2 separate regions of the Mus musculus genome follow, and region 1 is linked to region 2. Evidence: chromatin loops called from intact Hi-C (ENCODE). Cell type or tissue: gastrocnemius. All regions are shown on one strand.

Evidence for each region. Hi-C counts contacts between places; a loop is a spot of excess contacts. Peaks named below come from ENCODE experiments on the same cell type or tissue, not always from the same donor. Only the 100,000 strongest peaks of a DNase experiment are listed, where the experiment ranks them.
Region 1: it touches region 2 in a loop (5-fold over the local background); 7 of 42 quality-filtered maps call a loop at or near these places.

Annotation. Positions count from the first base shown.
Region 1 is chr16:96,040,598-96,048,597 of GRCm38, reverse strand. It overlaps Brwd1 (bromodomain and WD repeat domain containing 1), which reads left to right. Exons shown (of 42, transcript NM_145125.3): 16 at 1,151-1,279; 17 at 1,438-1,663; 18 at 2,065-2,253; 19 at 3,951-4,134; 20 at 5,504-5,597; 21 at 7,215-7,346. Among named protein-coding and RNA genes, the nearest start is that of Brwd1, 38 kb to the left of the region's middle. In gastrocnemius, a CTCF peak has its summit at 4,285 (motif pointing right); a DNase peak (open chromatin) is centred at 4,268; H3K27ac peaks cover 851 bases.
Region 2 is chr16:96,341,639-96,349,638 of GRCm38, reverse strand. No RefSeq gene overlaps it. Among named protein-coding and RNA genes, the nearest start is that of Gm41510, 6.4 kb to the left of the region's middle. In gastrocnemius, a CTCF peak has its summit at 4,300 (motif pointing right); a DNase peak (open chromatin) is centred at 4,312.

The DNA.
Region 1 (8,000 bases), 300 kb after region 2:
GGTCTTTCTTTTTATAAACCCACAGCACTGAGCAAGCATGCTTTTCTTGGTTTGGTTACTGGAGAATTAGATCTAGACAGCGACTGCATCATGCTATGCTGGTTCACTCCTCAGTTAAGTGTAACTTGGAGATGGTCAATTCATGTAGTTCACAGTTGAAACAGGAAAGTGTGAATTGTCATTTTTGATACACATAGATCATCTTTCATGAAAACTGGGAGTTTGTAGCCAGGTGAGCTCATAGGTGTGACCTTGAGGGTTATCAGTGTCAGTCTTGTTCATTAGAACTTGGCTTCATTTCCATTTTCAAATACTCAGCTTTGCTTCTCTAATTATTTACCAGGGTATAAGAGGATATTGGCCTCTTACCTATTAGGACAGTTTAATAAAAGTAAATATCATTTACCTGTGACATCATGGCGCTTACCTTATGTTTTTTTTAATGTGTTCATTTGATCATTTTGAGTTAATGATTAGATCTTTGAGGATTTTTCTAGTGTAATTGGTTTGTTTGTTTGTTTGTTTATTTATGTGAATTTAGAGGCCTGTGGGTGAGTTTGACAGATTGTTTTCCTGGCATGTGCAGAGCCCTGGATGCAAACCCTAACTTTTAGTAAAAAGTTCAAAAAGAATAAAGCATTGGACATATTCTAGACAGTTGTCTAGCCCATGTTAAAGAAGTTTCTGTAGCACAATTTATCTGCTCAATATTAATGGCTCAGTGGTTTAAGAACTCGATGCTTTAGCAGAAGGACTTAGGTGTGGGTCCCAGCACCCACATGGAGGGGTCACAACCAACAGTAAATTCTTAGAGGTTTGGTGTCTTCTAACCTCTGAGAAATCAGACATGAACATGGAGCACATATACACATGTAAATAGAAGTGAATCTAAAACTGCTTATAATGTTGTGTAGTGGCTGGAGAGCCTTGCACAAGAACTAGGTTTGCTGGGTTTGCTGTTTGCTAGTATTGAGCTGCTCTGGCAGCTGCCTTGCACCTCTAGCTTAGTTATCTAGGTGGTCCTGTGTCCTTTTGGCCTGTGTTGGCCCCTGTGAACATGTGGCATACACTTAGGCAGGTGGTCATACACATAGAGCTAAACAACCAACTTATTAATGTGCCTAATGTTCTTCCCCCCTGGCTGTCCTAGATCGAAGGACAAGGACATGGAGCTGTGTTTGACTGCAAGTTTTCACAGGATGGACAACATTTTGCCTGTACAGATTCTCACGGGCATCTTCTGATATTTGGCTTTGGATGCAGCAAGCCATATGAAAAGGTCATTTCTAATGCTTTCTTGTAGCATATAAAAGGAATAGTTGGGAGAGGAAGTTTAGACATAGTTATTTAATTTCCTGGCGTTTCTAATTCTAAGTACCTTTAATGTTACTGTCTTTAACAAATACAAACTGTCATTCTGTGATCTGTACTTTATAGATTCCTGATCAGATGTTTTTTCATACTGACTACCGACCACTGATAAGAGATTCCAATAACTATGTCTTGGATGAGCAGACACAGCAGGCACCTCATCTTATGCCTCCACCATTCTTGGTGGATGTGGACGGAAACCCTCATCCAACCAAGTTCCAGAGATTAGTACCAGGTCGAGAAAACTCAGCAGATGAACATTTGGTTCCACAGCTAGGCTATGTGGCCACAAGTAAGTGCAAATTCCTTTTTTCTGTGTCCATCTGTGTCTGTCTGTCTTTTGGATTTTGCCATGTATTTCTGGTTTTCCTGTAACTCCCTGTGTAGAATAGGCTGGCTTTGAAATTGGAGCTCTGCAGCAGTGTGCGCAGATGAAGGGTCATAGAGTACAGTAGACTTAGAGGAACTCCACAGGGAACTTGAAGTTTTTTTGTGACTTAGTACTTAGTCTTTTTTGCTGACTTCAGTTACTCCCCTGTTGTGTAGGGTCTTCCTAACAGGTTAGTTCTTGGGAACTACCTTACCACAGTGCTTTGCTTCTGTTTTCCTTTGCTCAGGGTACCACCCCTGAGCTTCATGTCCAGCCTGTTCTTCCTATGTATCACGATGACAGATGAGTGTGTGACTTTGCAGGTGATGGGGAGGTGATTGAACAGATTATAAGCCTGCATACCAACGACAGTGGAGATGCAAGCCCAGAGTCCAGCGTCTTGGATGGCATGATTAGGCAGCTGCAGCAGCAGCAAGACCAGAGACTGGGAGTGGATCAGGATGGGACTGCAAATGGACTTCCCAGTGGGGAAGGGACACCCCGAAGAGGGAGTGAGTACAAATAAAATTCTGTGCGAGAGTAATAAAATAAAGAGATGTGGCTTCATTGCCAGATGCATGCACCTCAGAACCCAAGAACAGCTAAGTAGTATTCTGAAAATTGCTTTGTTACTCAAAGAAAAAAAAAAAAAAAAAAAAGGAGTTATAAGTGGATATGAAGTTTGTTAAGTACTCTGAAAGTCTGTCAACGGTCTTAGCTGTGGGGTAGGTTTTCAGAGTATATTAAATGAGAGCAGACAACATTATTTTTAAATGAAAACTACTTTAGCTTTCTCTTGCTTTGGCATTCACGTCTTTTGTGCAGCCTAGTTGAGTAGAGACTTTCCTTTCTTACTAAGTCAGTGTTGATTAAAAAAAAAAACATAAGGTAAGCGCCACGATGTCACAGGTAAATGATACTTAGTTTTATTAAACTATCCTAATAGGTAAGAGGCCAATATCCTCTTATACCCTGGTAAATAATTAGAGAAGCAAAGCTGGGTATTTGAAAATGGAAATGAAGCTGAGTTCTAATGAGCACGACTGACACTGATGAGTGTTTATCTCGTGTGCTCAGAGACCCAGGAGACTCCGGTACTGCTGCACGGTGACAGCCTGATGGGGTCCTACGAGTTTCATTTCCATAAAGAGATACCATGACCACCACAACTCTTATAAAGAAAAACATTTGAGTCTAGCTTACGTTTCAGAGGTTTAGTTCATTATTGACGTGGCAGAAAACAATGGCATGCAGGCAGACATGGTTCTGAAGGAACCTATGTGCACATGTATGTATGCATATGTCTGTGAGTACCCATTTAGGCCAAAAAGGGCTAGAGTCACAGCTAGTTGTGAGCTGGGATCTGACCTGGGTCCTTTACAAGAGCAGCAAGTGCTCTTAACCGCTGAACCATCTCTTCAGCCCAGATTATTTCTGTTGTGTGTGTGTGTGCTTGCCTGTTTGAGTGTCTGCCGTTTGTGTCCAAGTACTTGCGGGGCTGGAAGAGAGTGCTTAGAGCTATGTAGCCTTCATGGAGTTAGAGCACCTGATGGAGGTGCTGGGAACTGACCTGACCTCAGGTCCTTTGTACTAACAGGAAATGCTCTTAACTCCTGAGCCATCTCTGCTCTTTTGTGGTAATTATGAAAATTTTTATTGTTAGAATTATTCTAATTTTTATGTCTGTGTGAGAGTGTGTGCATATTTGTGTTATGTTTGTGTAGCGTGTGTGCGTGCGTGCGTGCGTGCGTGCGTGCGTGCGTGCGTGTGTGTGTAAGGCCCACAGAGAAAGATCCCACGAAGCCGGTGTTCAGATGGTTTGCTAGTTGCCTGCTCAGTAGCCTAGACTGTAACAGTGTTCTTGTTATATAGCTTCCCCAGTTTAGTGGGGCATCTATCCTTAGCAAAGGTTTTCCCAAAAAACAAACTGTTTTGAAATAAAGATGCAATGGAATACATTTGTGTATTTTATAATTTCAGAATGTATAGAAAAAGTTCAAGTGGCAGTTTACCAATTAATGATAAGTATTCTACATTGTGGTTTTAGTTATGTTAAAGCTTTCTTCTTATAGCTGTTTTTAGTATGTCTGTCCTTTTTCTGGTTTGGAAAAAGGTGTGTCCTAGTAGGAGGAATGCACTGTTACTGTGTGCTAAATGAACATAATAACTGGAAATACTTTAAAAATACTTCCTGATATTTTTCTTCTAGGTTTTAGAAGACTGAGTTTAGACATTCAGTCTCCTCCAAACATCGGTCTCCGTCGGAGTGGGCAGGTTGAAGGTGTTCGTCAGATGCATCAGAACGCTCCTCGGAGTCAGATTGCTACAGAGCGTGACCTCCAGGCTTGGAAGCGGAGAGTAGTTGTTCCAGAGGCACCGCCTGGCATGTTCAGGTCCATAACTATTAGGAGGATGTCATTTTATATTTTATTTTATTTTACGATTTATTTATTTTATTTATGTATGTGAGTACACTGTCGCTGTCTTAAGAAACACCAGAAGAGGGCATTGAATCCCATTACAGATGGTTGTGCGCCACCAAGTGGTTGCTGGGATTTGACCTCATGACCTCTGGATCAGGTCTTAACTGCTGAGTCATCTCTCTAGCCCCTACTCTTAACATCCAGTAGTAAACTAGGTCTGTAAAAAACTGGACAAACCTTCATTCTTTTTTCTTTAGCTTAGATCTACCTTCCTCTGCTTCCCAAGTGATGGGATTAAAAGGCATGTGCCACCACTGCCCAGCCGGTTTTTGTTTTTTGTTTTTGTTTTTTGCTTTTTTTGTCTTTTTATTTATTTATTTATTTATTTATTTTCTTAGAAATCAGTTTTTGTTCTTTGTACATTCTTATGTAGCATGGCTAAGATACATTGAGATTTTATATCAAGTCAGGTGTTTCTAGGAGTTTTCAAATTAGAACCAAGGGACCCTGAGTCTTTTACACAGTGAAGACAAAGGCCATTTTTAGCCTATGGTAACGTGCTCCAAGGTTTGAAATTATTCCTGTTGTAATCATCTGAACAGTGTTATTGACTTGATAAGGAGACAGAGAAATGAGTAGCACTGCTATTTTTGTTTAAATGAGAGGCCTAAAACATGGGGTTGAATTCTTTGTATAAGAAAAATGTTGCTTTTAATTTTATTTGCAGAAAGGAAGTATAATCTTGGAGACGCTTGGAAGCAATGAAATGGGCTGTCTAGTTGTATTGGTTCTAATGGGTCGATACATAATGCCAATTAATGAATATTTTGTAGTTAATATGAATAGGTCTTCACATAAACTGAGGTTTTGTTTTTAATAAAAAAAAGATAAGGGGCTGGCAAAATGGCTCAGTGAGTAAGAACACTGACTGCTCTTTCAAAAGTCCTGAGTTCAAATCCCAGCAACCACATGGTAGCTCACAACCCCCATAATGAGATCTGACGCCCTCTTCCAGTGCGTGTGAAGTCAGCTACAGTGTACTTATGTACAATAATAAATAAACCTTAAAAAAAAAAGAAAGATAAATACATACATAAAATCTAAACTTGTAGTTAGTGGTTTTGGGGTAGCCAGGTGAGTCTTGACCGTGATGAGGCGCTGCGCTTGCTCCTGCCTGCCAGTGGCGGGGCTCGGGCAGCTGAAGCGTCTTCTCATTTCAATAGCTTTGTGTGCTGTTTTGAGGTGCTGTGGGCCCAGTAGCCTCTAAAGCTGCAGTGATGTACTGTTAACTGTGTACCTCAGTCCAAGAACCTCTGTCACCATAGCCTTAATTTTGTAGGCGGTTGGAAGACATTCGCATAGAGAGAGGCGAGGAGGAGAGGAACCTGTATGTAATAGGGAGAAAGAAGAAGACTTTCCAGGTCCCACAAAAGGTAACTTGATTCTCCTTTCTTGGGAATGAGGAAATTATCATAAAATTAGAATTCAGTGTTTTTTGTGATTTATAAAAACAGCAATAGCTTTCCAAAGTATAGTATTTATTGCTTAAAGTCTTTTGTTGGGCATTTAAAGCCAACATAGAACTATTGAGTTCTTTTTGTTTTGTTTTCTTTGAGACAGGGTTTCTTTTTGAGACTGCCTGTGTCTCCTGGGTGCGCTGGGATTAAAGGCACTCACCTCTGCCACCATCACCACCATGCTGAACTGTCAGTTAGGTCTAATGACCATACATTAAGATGTCTTCCTGTCCTTTTACAGCTGCTGACTGGCTTTCTGAGGTAGCCACTGTCACAGCTCATGTGGCTGCTGTGTAGGTCTTTGTACTCTTGAAGCTCCAACAGTGGAAGTCTTGTCCCCCTCTCTTTGGTGAGCATAGAAGAGGTAGTAATATCTCATGTAGCCAAGCTTTTTGTCTCTGTTTTTAAAGATTCATGTATTTATTTTATATGAATACACTGTCTCTTCAGACACACCAGAAGAGGGCATCGGCTTGAATTACAGATGGTTGTGAGCCACTATGTTGTTCCTGGGATTTGAACTCAGGACCTCTGGAAGAGTAGTCAGTGCTCTTAACCTCTGAGCCATCTCTCTGGCCTCCAAGCTCTGTAGCCAAGGAAGACCTTAAATTTCTGGCAAACTTTTGTCTTTAGATTTTTTTCAAGACAGTTTCTTTGTGTGACCCTGGCTATCCTGGAATATGCTCTGTAGATCATGCTGGCCTTGAACTCAGAGACATCCACCTGCTTCTGCCTCCTGGGTGCTGGGATTGATGGCATGTGCCAACACTGCCTGGAAACTTTTTTTTTTTAAAGATTTATTTGTGTGTTTGCCTGTGGAGACTAGAAGGTGTTGGATTACCTAGACATTTGTGCTGGGAATTGAACTCTAGACCTTTGGAAGAGCTGTATATGTTCACCCACCCAGTGATTTTTTTTTTTCTATTTATCATATGTAAGTGCACTGTAGCTGTCTTCAGACAACACCAGAAGAGAGCATCAGATCTCAGATGGCTGTGAGCCACCATGTGGTTGCTGGGATTTGAACTCAGGACCTTCGGAAGAGCAGTCAGTGCTCTTATCCACTGAGCCAACTCTCCAGGCCCCCAGCTATATTTTAAGCTTCTGAATTTTATCTTTTTTTTTTCTTTTTTAAACCATTGCATAGTCAAAGATACTGCAAGCTTCTATCTTTAGAGTGGTGAGATTGCACAGGTGTATGCCGGCACGCAGGTCTGTGGGATTCTGGGAACAACTCTAAGGGTTGTACTAGGTTTCAGACATTTACCAACTGAGTACACCCCAGCCCTTGACTCCCTGTTGAGTGTAGCTTCATGTCATTCATGGCATCGTGGACATGTAAGGCAGTGTGGGCATGAGGCTCATGAGCTGCTGTGGCCTGTTTTTAAAGCTTTCCAAGGAACTAAAAGTAAAAAATACCGACTTGAGTTAACAAAATTATTTTTAATCTTTGTCTCCTTTAAAGCCATTTAAAGTTGACTCCATACAATGGCAATTTTGTCATACTGATGCCCATGCTTCTTCATGTTGTAGTCCAATTCGATGGTTTTGGTGTCCCAGTCTAGACAACGGACGTGTAGGCGTAAATATGCAAATTATAGTAGAAGAAACGCTGACCAGTGTGAATTATCTTCTGGAAATGAATCTTCAGGCTCTGTTAGACATGTAAGTAGAAAGACTGCGGGGTCACCTAATGTGGGTTTGCCTGACTCTTGTGTACACACACACACTGTTAGGGATTAAAGAGGCCTAGGCATGGTAGGCAGATTGTGAGAGATCACCCCTCAGGCCTTCTGACCTCTTGACCTTGAGGAAGGGTCTTCCTGAATCCTAAAGGGGTCGAAGGGCCTTTGGACTTGGGGTTGTTCCTGTCTCCCACATACTTGCAGTCTGTGCCAACAGGTTCTGCTGAGTTTGTCTTAGGTCTAAGCATGGCATGGTATGTTGGTGGAATCAGCCTGTAGTGTAGCCTGCGTGAAAGTGCTCTGCTGTGACAGCCTGTGGGTTCTGGGGTCCAGCTGAGTCAGTATGCCTGACAGCAAGCACCTTTACCCTCTGAATCATTCTTTACTTTGAGATAGAGATAAGTCACAAGTTTGGTTTTGACCCTTAGCCAGCTGTTGGGGAAAGAAATGAGGTTTTATTGTGCTTGCAAGGGTGCCGGATGTCCCTGAGCTCGGACCTCTGGAAGAGCAGCCAGTGCACTTAACCACTGAGCCATCTCTCCAGCCCAGTTGGACTTTTTTTTTTTTTTTTTTCAATTAAAATAAAGATTTTTATTTTATGGCTGTGGGTGCTTTTTCTGCCAGTATCTATGTT
Region 2 (8,000 bases):
GATGGAAGCCAGTTAGTAAGCAAACGCTTAAGCTAAATTTTGCTCAGAAACCTGTGACCGGGTTTGTCTGTCAGGAAGAGCCAATACTTGTATCTCTATCAATGGGCCATCTAGTTCCCTATTAGCATGGACCTATAGACAGATGCCAAAGCCCCCAAGCTATAGTCCCTAAGCAGTGGGCTGCAAAATCCTTCAAAGTGGTGGCCGGCCCCTCGCTTCCCACCCCAGCCCATGGCTATGGTAAGATGCGAAAATGGTGGCTCCTGTCAAAACGGCAGCACCATATTCTTCTCAGGCTGCAGCTTTCACAGTAGCGACAGGAGTTGCCACGGTGAAGACACCTTTCTGGCCTCAGCCTAAAGCCTTAGTGAAACACCATAAGGAGCTCTCCCACAGGAGCTGTCTGTCCATAGCGGCAGCACCTCCTCTCCACCCCGGACTCCCAGCAGCCCCACAGAGATGGCTCCTCAGCAAAAGCTTGCTGCATCCCGGAAGGACTTCCCACCCTAACGCATGGTCCCACTGCAGGAAAAAGAGGGGGGGTGGCGGGGGAGTCACCAATTCCTGAACAGGAAACCCCACCAATCCCTGAGCTCCTCAAGCTCAGGACTTGAAATCCCACCAATCCTCAATCAGGAAATCTCTGGCCTGACAAGCTCCAGCCCCTAAGAATAAGCGCTACTCCTTTGTCCAATTCCCTGCTGCCCACTTCTGGGGACAGAATCCCTGTATTCATCCCTCCACACCCTTGACCCTCCAATAAATCTTTTTCATGAGATTTCCTGCCCAGTGTGACTCTCTTCTCAGAAGAAGCCAAGAAGAGAAGAAGCGAAGAGGAGTGGAGCTGAGGTTCCTGAGCCTCCCCTGGGAGCCGCAACGCCTCTGCTGAGTTGTATGGTCCCTGGGCTCCCAAGTCCCAGGATGCCCTTCCATCCGAGCAGAAATGCTTGCACACACTAGCTCCTGGAGTCTTCTCCCCCGTTGCTATCCTAACTTCCATCTTACAGGCTGCCTCCTGTCCCTGCCTGTCTCTTTAAAATCAGAAAGGCTCCCCACCTTTTGCAATTCTCTCTTCCTCCAAGAGGTAGTCATGATGTCTTCCAATTCCCCCCTGCCCAATAAACCTTTCTTTGCAGCCAAGGAGTGGTCCACTTGGTGGTTTCACTGCACACTTGCTTACGTTACGATCTGTGAAGCCATGAACACGGTGCGCCGGCTGTGCCTTTCCTTCACACGCTTACACAGACTCCTAGTGACCAAGACCAAAATCGTATGTCTGTGTTCCAGAGGGTGACTTATGGGTCGCTCGGGAAACCAGTAACCCTCTGTCTACTCAGGTCCTAGAGAGGAATCCTGGTTGGCCCGCTGAGGAGAAATCCTATCCACTTCCAGATCTGGAAGCTCCATCATAAACATCTGGATCCTTCCTGCCCTGCCCGTTTGAAGCTGTCAGCAGCCCTTTTATCTTGACTGCAACAAAGAAAGCTGTGTCCCTGCTGCTTTCAAATGCTGAGACCTTACTGGGAAACTCCTGCAATGTTAAAAAAAAAAAAAAAAAAAAATTGATCCTACCCGGAACAAAAGAAACTATTTTGGCTTCCCTTAAGTAGGGCTAGCGGCATCCGAAGTCTTAACACTAAACAGTGTTTATGAACTGTTAGCATTTCCTACAGTAGCTGTGTTTTATGAATTCCTCCAAGCATGTTTAAACATCTTGGCTGCTGACACGCCAAGGGTTGAACAGCTCAGGGTTTCACGCGCAGGAGTAGAGCCCAGTGCCCCAGATCCCAAGGCAGTGACTCCTCAGCTCTGTTTGGAATCACAGCATACCACAAGTTGTGTGGAGCAGAGGAAGAATAATGTCCAAAGGAGTCTAACACCTTGTCCTACTTGCTCACAGCCTGATAAGGTGGCAATAGGTCCTTCAGTACTAATGTTTTATTCATGAATGTCACCTATGGCTCAGGATTAGTCTCAATTTGGAATCTTCTTCATTGCTCAAGAGGACTTCAGTTCATGCCAGAAGCAGCGTAGCGTTCTCTCTCTCTCAGTCTCTCTCTCTCACTCTGTGTGTATGTGTGTGTGTATGTGTGTGTGTATTTTTGTGTGGTGTGTGTGTGAGTGTGTGTATGTATGTGTAGTGTGTGTGTATATGTGGTGTGTGTGTGAGTGTGTATGTGTATATGTGTGTGTGAGTGTGTGTATGTGTGTGTGAATGTGTGTATGTATGTGTATGTGAGTGTGTGTGGTGTGTGTGTGTGTGTGTGTGTGTGTGTGTGGTATGTGTGTTATGTGTGTGTGAGTGTGTACATGTGTGTATGTGCGTGTAAATGTGTGTGTATGTGTGTGTGGTATGTGTGTGTATGTGTGTGTGGTGTGTGAGCATGTGTGTATGTGTGTGTGAGTGTGAATGTGTGAGTGTGTGTATTGTGTGAATGTATGTGTGTATGTGAGTGTGTGTGTGTGTGGTGTGGTGTGTGTGTGTGTGTGGTATGTGAGTGTGTGTATGTGTGTGTGTATGTGAGTGTGTGCATGTGTTGTGGTGTGTGTGTGTGGTATGTGAGTGTGTGCATGTGTGTGTGTATGTGAGTGTGTGTATGTGTTGTGGTGTGTGTATGTGGTATGTGAGTGTGTGTGTGTGAATGTGTGCATATGTGTATGTGCGTGTAAATGTGTGTGTATGTGTGTGTGTGTGTGTTGGGAGGTGTGGTGACACAGTTCCCGCCCCTAGAGCATTGCCAGGCCATTGATCCCCAAGTGTGTTGTTGCCCTGAAACTGATATACTGTCTTTTCTATATTACTTTCAATCTTGCTTTCTGGGGAATATGCTTTCTCCATTACTCAGAGCTAATCACTCCATAATAAACAGATCCAGTTCTCAGGAATGAGGAATGGAGGTGGACATGAGGCTGTGGAGGATGAGGAACAGGCCTTCTGCTTGGCCTTTAAGGCCATGGGAAAGAATCTAAACGACATAACCACAGAGGCCATAGAAGCCTACATGGTCCTTTGTAGAAACAGTTCGCTGCAGAAATAGTTCGTTGTGAGACTTGGCCTTAAAACTTGGAATCGTGAGGAGATACATGTGCCTTTCAGTCCAATGACTGCTGCATTAATTAGCCAGGGTGACCTTGGGGACATCAAGGACAGAGAGTTAAAATGTCTCAATAAGAAAAGGCATGGATAGGAAAAGAAGGGATCTATAGAAAACGAGCAATGATGATGGGTTTATTTTACAGGAGGAAGGTTTGTATATGATGTAGAAACAAATAGCATTAGAAGAAGAGTATATGAGACCCCAGAATTGCCAGGATAGGAAACAAAGGTTAGAGAATTAAAACATGATGTACAAGCGTATAAAACATGAGTATTTTGTCCTCCTAGTTTCTTGAAGGATTGAAGACGACAGTTCCTAGAGAGATATTAGAGAAAGCCTGCTGCTTTACTTACATAAAATTTAAAACTTTGTAAGAACTTATTTAAACCCTAGTAGTCTGTCACCTTTCTGTTCTTACATGAAAACAGTTACTGCTGTTAAAGACTGCTGTCTGCTGTACCAGGAAACCGCAAGAGCTGTGCCCAGTTACCTGTGAAGAACAGGCTGTGTAAAAACCATAGAGAAACATGCTTTTGCTCTGTGTTTAGTTTCTGTTTTAAGGAAGCAGGAATTGGAACTAATGACCTGGGATTTATAGAAATATTATATAAATTTAAGGATTTCAAAAAATATTAACAATAGTGAAACCCTTGATGGTGTAGCTTTAGTAAATAAGAGACTGGATGCAGGCTCTCTGGTCAGGAGAAGGAAAAGGAATGAGAAGAAGGAAGAATGGTGAGACTGGGGTCTTCATGACTGTGCAGAATACCATCTCTCCACTTCCCTGGCTTCATTCTTCAGGTCCTGTGTTTAGATCTCTATAAAGGGGACTCTAATGCACCCATCTAAGTATGAAGCCCCATCTCTGGGCCAACTGCAGTGGCCTGGCCAGGCAGCCTAGAGGACAAGCAGCCACAAGACGCAAGTGCAACAGGGGTTGGGCAGTTTCCTGTGGGCAGGGAAAGAAACCGTGGGGAAAACATGAGTCCATATGGGTTGGTGGGTATTTTCACAGCTGATTGCTTGTCAGTCTGCAAATATGAATCTCGCCTTCTTCCACATCCTGCTTCAAATCCCACTTGTGTCGGGGATCTTCTGAGCCTCCTGGTGCTTTTATGAGTGACGCTACTTCTTCAGCAGGCAAGAAAATGCCACTACCCACCTCTCTTCTGGATCGAGTTCCCCTTTCACCCTAGACGGCCACTAGGTGGCGACAGACCTCACTAACCAGAGCTGTAAGATAACCAGCCTGAGTGCACAGACACACTCAAGACAGCTGAGCTGGCCCGTGCATGAGAAGAAGCTACAGACAGGAATTTCCACGGTGTTGAAAGACACTGGCGCAGGGACCAAGAAGGGAGGACCTGAGGGAACAGCAGGAGGCCTTAGGGAGGGTGGGCATGCCTTTGGAGAACATTTAGACGAGTTTTGAAGGCAGGTTATAGTATTTCGTTTACCGGGATTCTAGTGTTTGGGAAGAAGTCTTCAGGAAACATATTTAGGGGTGTTGTGTGAAGTTCTTTCTGGGGAGATACAAACACCTGCTCCCCCCCATGCCCGAACAAGGCAGCAACAAGCCCAGCTTAGGTTGGCCTGATCCTGCTTATATTCTAATGCTAATATTGGGTCTCCAAGACTGGTTGCCCCAGAGACAGAGAGTCTGCCCTTAAAAGCTAAGTGACCTTGCCCAAGTTATTTCTAATTAGTAAATAAAGATGCCAACAGCCAATAGCTCAGCAGAAGACACATAGGTGGGGTTTAGGTTTCACTGGCTTGGGATCAGAGGGGGATCACAAGGGGGAAAGAAGGTGAAGGGAGGAGGAAGCCGCCATGGGTTAGGTAAGCCATAAAAACATGGCCCTGAGGGCTGGCCAACTGGAGTTAGGAGCACCCCAGATGAAACGTAGTAAATAGTAAGTAATAATTCAGGGTGAGCGATAGAAAGTAGGCTCTAATAACATAGAGGGTAGTTATCCACCCAGCTCTTGTGCTATTTATTGTAAATATAAAGGTTGTGTGTGTGTGTGTGTGTGTGTGTGTGTGTGTGTGTGTGTGTGTTATCAGGGAACTAAATGGTCAAAGGCAGGATACAAACCCTGGGTTGGAATTAAACAATTTCTACAACAAAAGCGCCATCCCACCAAAATTTATTGCACTTACTTAAACATCATGGATTTGGGATTATTTATAGGACACAGGGAACCCCAAAGCAGCCGCTGTTGTGTTTTATAAAAAGATGAGAGACCAGAGACATGTTTGGTAGAGGCAAGGAATGGTATAGGAGAAGGGGGTGACTCTGTGGGCCCACGCTGAAGCATGGGTCCCCCTGTGGTACCAGCCACAAGCTGGTGTAGTATAGAATAGAGTTTATTCAGAGCATGGGGAGGAGGGTTGAGATGGTAGTAGAGACAAAGAAAGGCAGAGGAGGTGGGGGAGAAGAGGCCAGTCATGAGCACATGGGGGGGGGGGGGTGATGGGAAGAGAGAGGGAACAGGAGCAAGGGGACAGAGTAAGAGCAAGAAAAAGAGAGTGAGGAGGGGGCAAGCAGCCCCTTTTATAGTGAGTCAGGCACACCTGGCTGTAGCCAGGTAACTGTGGAGTGGAGTCTAGACTAAATGCCAACAACCATACTTCGGAACATGTTACCCCAACATGATGTTCCCCACAGCTGTATAAATAAAGTCCTTCCCTCCACCTTCCACAGTCCACCCTCTGAGAGCACGAGGTCACTTGCAGTTTGGGCAGAATTAGACACAGTTGACTGGGAAGAACAGGGTACGGTGACAAACTCTCAGGGGACATCGTGAGGAGCCCTCCCCTTGCTCACAGCAGTAGTTACTGTTCTTGGAAGATAACACTCCACCACACAGGTGACTCTGATGCAGTAGTAGTGAATGAGGGGAAGCTGGAGTGGCGGACCATGCGCTCCAGCTGTGCCAACCGTTCCCCTGGATGGTCGTAGGACCATGATAGCTGTGGGGCTGTGGAGCTATGGAGCTTGTCATGGTTTGAATAAGAATGCCCCATAAGCTCATATTTAAATGCTTAGCAGTGTAGCTCTTTGATAGGATTAGAAGGATCATGAAGTGTAGCCTTATTGGAGGAAGTATGTAACCAGGGGTGGGCTTTTCATAAGGCCCACCCCAGGTCTATTCTTTCTGCCCCTCTCTACCAATTAGGAGGAAGTTCTCAGCTACTGCTCCAGGACCTGTCTGCATGCCACCATGTTCCTGCTGTGATAATGGACAAAACCTCTGAAACTGTAGGTTTCAGTAAATACTTCATTTTGTAAGAGTTGCCTTGGTCATGGTGTCTCTTCACAGCAATAGAACAGTGACTGAGATATGGCTTCAGGTCCATGCAGTGGAGCTGTAAGGATGTGAGCTTGTGGGACTGCGGGGCTGCGGGGCTGCTGGTTTGTGAGGCTGTGGGGCTGTGGAGTTGTGGGGCTGTGGGCCTGTGAGGCTGAGGGGCTACAGGGATGGAGGGCTGTGGTCCTGTGGGGCTGAAGGACTGCAGGGCTGTGGGGCTACAGAGAGCCTGTAGGGCTACAAGACTGCAGGGTTGTGGGACTGTGAACCTGTAGGCCTGTGGGACTGTGGGGCCGTGGAGCTGTGGAGCTGTGGGGCTGCAGAGACACATGGATGGAGCCCTGGGTTTCTCATATGTCTGGGGCCATGGAGGTCTTTGCTTCTCCTTGCCACTCCCTTATGCTCTCTTACACATGCCTTTCTCAGGCTCTTCCCCTTCCCTCCTCTCCCTCCTCTTCCTCCTCCTCCTCCCCCCTCCTCACTTCCCTCCTCCTCCCCCCTTCTCCCTTTCCTTCCCCCTCCTCCTCTTCTCCTCCCCTTCCTCCTCTCCCTCCCTATTTTCCTCCTCCATCCTCCTCCCCTTCTCTTCCCCTCCTCCTCCCCTTCCTCCCTTTCCTCTTCCCCATCTCCCACTTCCCCTTCTCCTTCCCCCTCCTCCCTTGCTCCTCCTCTCTCCACTTCTCCTCTTCTCATGCCCTCTTCTTTCCCCTTCTGTCTTCTTCCCACCTCCCTGCTGGTAAGATGACTCCAGATCCCAGAACTTTGTTTCCACCATGACTAGCACCTTAGATCCCAACTGTGACATCCCTGGAATATGGACTCTTAACTGTTCCACCTTAGTTGGCTGTCCCTACAACTGGCTGTTGTTGTGGCCATGAGGATAAGCTACAGTTTCAAAAAAAAATGGGTTTCAGAGACCCCTTTGTGGGAAGGACAGTGTCAGAGAAAGGTTTGACACCACAAAGTCCCTTAGATAGAAATTCTAGAAGCTGGTAGCCCCTGCCCAAACCCAGCACTCATACCCAGAGCCAGGACTACTGTCAGAGACGTCCCTGACTCAGACTGCAGAGTGCCTCCCCCAGACTGTCTTGGCACATGAGCATGGGAGCACCCACACAAGTTCTCAAGTCACTGAGCTCTGTGTGCCGCTGCAGCCGTCTGTCCTGCTACACAGCCCAGGCCTGAGATGACAAGGCCTGCCCATTGAGCGAGTGACTAGAGCCCTCCTATCTCAATTCCTACATTTGGAAGAAAGAAAAACAGACACCACCACCCCACCCCACCCCCCACCCCCGAAACATCCAGTTTCGGATAAGAGGCAAATACTTTTTAGGATAAGTATGTCCCATGAAACAATTTATAGGGCATATTAATACTAAAAATATTTGCTGTTCATCTGCATACTTGAGACACCCTTAGGTGTCTGCTGATGTCTTAGGTGTATTACTGATGATCTGTAGTTAGCTGCCCTACAGTTTACCTGGCAATACCATGATGGCCATGTGGTAATTAGTGAGGGAAAGCTAAGAATCAAGCCTTCTAACATCTGAAATGAGCCAAGCATTTGCTGACTCGGTGTCAGGATCACTTT